Regions from separate parts of the Homo sapiens genome. Here region 1 is linked to region 2. Evidence: read pairs that join two places in POLR2A ChIA-PET (ENCODE). Cell type or tissue: HepG2. All regions are shown on one strand.

Region 1 (2,500 bases), 75 kb after region 2:
ATTGCTTGAACCGGGGAGGCAGAGGTTGCAGTGAGCTGAGATCATGCCACTGGGCTCCAGTCTGGGCAACAGAGTGAGACTCATCTCAAAAAAAAAAAAAGAAAGAAAAAGAAGAATCTGATGAAAACTACAGACTCACCCTCATTTAAAATCTGACTAGGATGAAAGATAACTTCTGAGAAAAGATGGCATGTGACATAGGCTGCTGAACACTCCGCTCTGCGCCGGCAACAGCACACCTACATGCAGGCGATTTCCCACACATTTCAGGAGTGCCGCTGCCTCAACTCCCAGCGCACCTGCACACACATCACATGTGTACACACAAAACGTCAAACAGGAGCTTAATGAAAAAGGAAACCTACAAAACATTCCTCAGCACAAGAGATCTCAAAGTGTGGTCTGAGAATCCCTGGAGTTTCCTGAGACTAGTTCAGAGGGTCTACAAAGTCAGACACTCTCGCTCTCACTCTTTCATGGATGTACAGTGGAATTTTCCAGAGACTACATTATGTGTGATGATGCCACTGCTCTGAAAGCTAATTAATGGAACTTTCATATCCGTGTGGTTTTACATCTTATGTTTCAATTTCTATTACAATACATATGAATCAACAGAATCATTTAAATAAAAATGCTTTAGGAGGCTCAATAACTTTGAGGCGTCCTGAGACCACACCCACAAAAAAAGTGTGAGAACCACTGCTCTAATAAATGATGCATTATCGTTTGTTTAAAAAACACATACACACAAAAAGAGAAAGTTAATAGACATTTCCCCCAACATGGTAGAGTCAGTTCTGAAAGAAAACTACAGCCCTGAATCTGTGACCTTTTTCCCAACAGGTTTATTTACCAAAATACACCAGGAATTCCTATTACAGGCGGAGTATCCCTTAGCTGAAATGCTTGGGAACAGAAGAGTTTCAAATTTTGGATTTTTGACTGGGCACAGTGGCTCACATCTGTAATCCCAGCACTTTGGGAGGCCAAGGCGGGCAGATCACTTGAGGTCAGGAGTTTGAGGCCAGCCTGGACAACATGGTGAAACCCCATCTCTGCTAAAAAATATAAAAAGTAGCTGGGCATCGTGGCGCATGCCTGTAAACCCAGCCACTCAGGAGGCTGAGGCAGGAGAATCACTTGAAACTGGGAGGCGGGGCTTGCAGTGAGCCAAGATCATGCCACTGCACTCCAGCCTGGGCAACAGAGCAAGACTCTGCCTCCAAAAGAAAAAAAAATGATTTTTTTTCAGATTTGGGGATATTTGCCTTATACTTACCAAATGAATGTCCAAAATCCAAAAATCTGAAATCTGAAATGCTCCAATGAGCATTTCCTTTGAGTGTCATGTAAACACTCGAAAAGTTTCAAATTTCAGATTTTCACATTAGACATACTCAGCCTGTATAAATGAACTCAGCCCAGGCAATAAACTTCCTGCCCTCATTAACATGAAAAAATAAATATGAAAATGGGAAGGATGGGTAGGAGAGTCTGTATATCCCTGGTGAGAAAAGAAAGTTAACAAGAGAAGCTTGGAACCTTTAGGAATTTCTGCAAAACAACATGTAGATAAAACTGGATTGGCATAAGGAAAAAAAAAAAAAAGAAAACGGGATTGTCACGCCTAGTCAGTGACTCAAATACAGATGAATGGATAAGCTGCCTCACTAGAAAAGCCTATAATCCTCAAGAAGAACCCAGAACATTCTAGACAGCAGAGGGCTGAGCAGGATGAACTAGAAGACCCCCAAGAGTCACCAATGATGGTCAAGGGTCCAGGATGGGAATTCACCGGCTGAAGCCAAGGGAAGCTGGGCACTGCCACAACCCACCCCCAGTGGGGCCCAAGGGGGCTTCTCCATGCTGGGCAAGTTGTGATTCTTGGTCTGGAGACTGACTTGCTGACTAGAATCAGTGCATGAAACTCCATCAAGCTGTACTCTTTACAATTCACACACTATTTTTACACTTTTTTAAAAATATGGAGTCTTACTATGTTACCCAGGTTGGTCTCCTGGGTTTAAGTGATCCTCCTGCCTGAGCCTCCCAAGTAGCTGGGATTACAGGTGCACACCACCAAGCCCAGCTCTCATACACTTTCTTTGTATGTCTATTTCAATTAAGTGATGAAAAGATTAGTGAATGCAGATACCGAGTCTATAAATTAGCTTGAGAAGTCATCCCTAAAGCAAGAAGATAAAAAGGCACACTGATGAGAGTTCCAGAAAAAAACAAAAAAAGCTTAAGACAAAAAGAGTAAAGTATATAAAAACATTAATTTTAAAATGATTTTCTAGAGGTGAAGACTTACACCTTTAAATCAAAAGGTTCTACACCAAGACCCAGACAAAATCAATGAAAAACTAATAATAAACTCTTGGATATAATCTAGTAAAAATTTTAAATTCCAAAGATTTAGATAAAAATCTGACAAACATTAAAAAGGTATCCCCACATCTCTACATGCCGTACCAGTAGGATAATTCCTCAGAAT
Region 2 (2,500 bases):
TAGAAAGCTCATACCAGCATCTGGGCCTATCTTTACCTAACATCCTCCCTTTTCCCTGCAAAGGAGCATCTCTTTAAGAGAGCCGGCAGTGGGCTCCCAGATTTCAATGTCAGCCTTGGGCTATTCATTTTGAAATATTTCTAAGATTTAAAAAATCTTTATTTCAGATAAGTGATTAATAATTTTTTTAAAAATAAACACTGCCAGAACAAAAACATGCTTCATTTAATAAGACTGGTCTCTTGTCCATTAACTTATCAAAACCCAACCAGTCACAAGATAACAACTGAATCTCTTAAAACAGAATGCTGGAATGCCATGCACAAAAAAAAATTAGTGATATTAGCAACAACAAGGATGAATTTCAAAGACCTCAGTTAAGCAACAAAAGCCAGACACAAAGGAATACACCCTGTTTGATTCCATTACAAAGATCGGGAAGTGGCAAAACAAATCTAAGGTGACAGAAGTCATAATAATTGTTTCTGGGAAGGTAGATGTAAACTAGAAAGGGACCAAGGGACTTCCTGAGGAGCTGGAAATGCTGTTCTCTGGGTGAGGGGGTGGGGGCTCTTACAAGGACACCTTTAAGCCATTTGCATAAGATCTCTAACTTATACCTCAACTTAAAAAAAAACAAAAACAAAACAGTGCTATGAAATCAGCAAAACATTCAAGCCTATTTAGATACTAACAAGGAAAGGATCAAATCTGAGCCAAGTACAGAATTTACCCTCTTCCAAGAGGTCCTGGGTGTCATGCTGCCTGTGGGTTGGCTTCCTCTCTTCATCCTGGCAGTCGTATTCAAAACATTCTTCTTCCCCGCCCTTGTCTCGCAGGGACATTGCTGAAGTCACCCCAAAGCCAAAACATCACCCTAAGGGACCATCCTTGGGGGTGCCCCCGACCCCCTACCCAGAGGAGCCATGCAGGCCTGGGCCCCCAGGGCACACACTGCGCCCTGGCCTGGGCCGCAGACATGCCCTGGCTCAGCTGAAGTGGAGGGGTGTACACAAAGCTCCTGGCCCAGCATCACCCGGGCAGGACCCGGAAGGGGGTGGCTCCTATGAGCCTGGAGGAGGGGCGGGGTGGGGTGGAGCACTTGGCGGGGTGGGAATGCCCTGCTAGGCGCAGGAGATTCAGAGGAAAGCCCTGCAGGAAGGTACAGGATCTCAGCAAGCTCTCGGCCTCCTAGACCCTCTCCACCTTTCCTCCCCCAGCAGCAATGAGGAGTGGTAGCTTCCTAGAAGTCTCACAGCAACTGCATGGGGCAACATCAACTAAGCCTTGAGCAGGCACACCTGTTTAAAGGTGGGGCGCTGGCGGAGGAATTGTCCTGCTGAAGCACTGCCCAACACCCCCAGATGAGAGACTTCCTGTGGGCGGGCTTAAGATGTGGAGACAAATCTGACTGTGACAACTGCCTGACAGCGCTGAGCAGAGGAAGGAAGGGATCATTCTAATTTCTAGCAAAAGGGAAAAAAATGCAGTGACCATTACCTCGTTAAACTTAATTCATCCCAGTCCTTCTTTGATAATAACCTCCATTTTCTCTTTATCAATCTACATTTCATAAAATCCTGCTCTTACCCTAAATCTGTGTTTCCACAGCCAAATTTATAAAGATCTCTCTAATTGCTAGAACAAGGTAAGAAAAAAATCTAAAGCCTAATAGCTTGCAAAGTTGCCTGCAGAAAGAAGCCACAGTTTAATTGCACACCTTGATATCAATTCCTCTATACCATTTGATTTTGCCTGCAACAGTGAGAACGGCAGGTTCTTCCATCAAACCCAGTGAAAGGCAGCCCCGGGTGCTAGCGTCTCGGAGAATCACAGCTCATTCTGTAATCTCTGTGCTTCAGCCATCTCCCAGCTACACTGTGCAGGTCTCCTGCTCCTAACAGCTACACCAGGACACTCATTCCAACCTCCCGAACAGGCTGCCTCCCCCAGGTAGCCAAGAGAGATTTTAGCAGGGGCAAGGTCTTCATAAAACAATTTTCTACACAAGTTCGGGAACCATATCTCATTCGTCTTTGAATCCTTAGGGCCGAGAATTCTGCTCAGGTGGCTAAAAATGTCAGCTAAATTGAATTACTACCTCCATAAAGACTAATATGACATCATGTACAAGTGCCTCTAAATAGAAAACCAGAGATAATAAAGATTTTATTTAAAAGTCTAAGGACATATGCATCCTCTAATTATTATTATTATTATTATTATTATTATTATTATTATTATTTTTGAGACAGAGTCTTGCTTTGTCGCCCAGGCTGGAGTGCAGTGGCACGATCTCGGCTCACTGCAAGCTCCGCCTCCCGGGTTCACACCATTCTCCTGCCTCAGTCTCCCGAGTAGCTGGGACTACAGGTACCTGCCACCACACCTGGCTAATTTTTTTTTTTTTTTTTTTTTTGTATTTTTTGTGGAGACGGGGTTTCACCGTGTTCACCAGGATGGTCTCAATCTCCTGACCTCATGATCCGCATGCCTCAGC

What was found. Peaks named below come from ENCODE experiments on the same cell type or tissue, not always from the same donor. Only the 100,000 strongest peaks of a DNase experiment are listed, where the experiment ranks them.
Region 1: POLR2A ChIA-PET joins it to region 2 with 6 read pairs; 2 of 35 experiments call an interaction of 5 or more read pairs at or near these places.

The regions. Positions count from the first base shown.
Region 1 is chr3:42,083,912-42,086,411 of GRCh38, reverse strand. It overlaps a transcript of TRAK1 not described here. Among named protein-coding and RNA genes, the nearest start is that of TRAK1, 6.2 kb to the left of the region's middle. In HepG2, no CTCF peak of the experiment used is centred here; no DNase peak of the experiment used is centred here.
Region 2 is chr3:42,158,707-42,161,206 of GRCh38, reverse strand. All of the region lies in intron 2 of TRAK1 (trafficking kinesin protein 1), which reads right to left. Among named protein-coding and RNA genes, the nearest start is that of TRAK1, 69 kb to the right of the region's middle. RefSeq lists an enhancer at 973-1,572. In HepG2, no CTCF peak of the experiment used is centred here; a DNase peak (open chromatin) is centred at 1,096; H3K4me3 peaks cover 1,975 bases.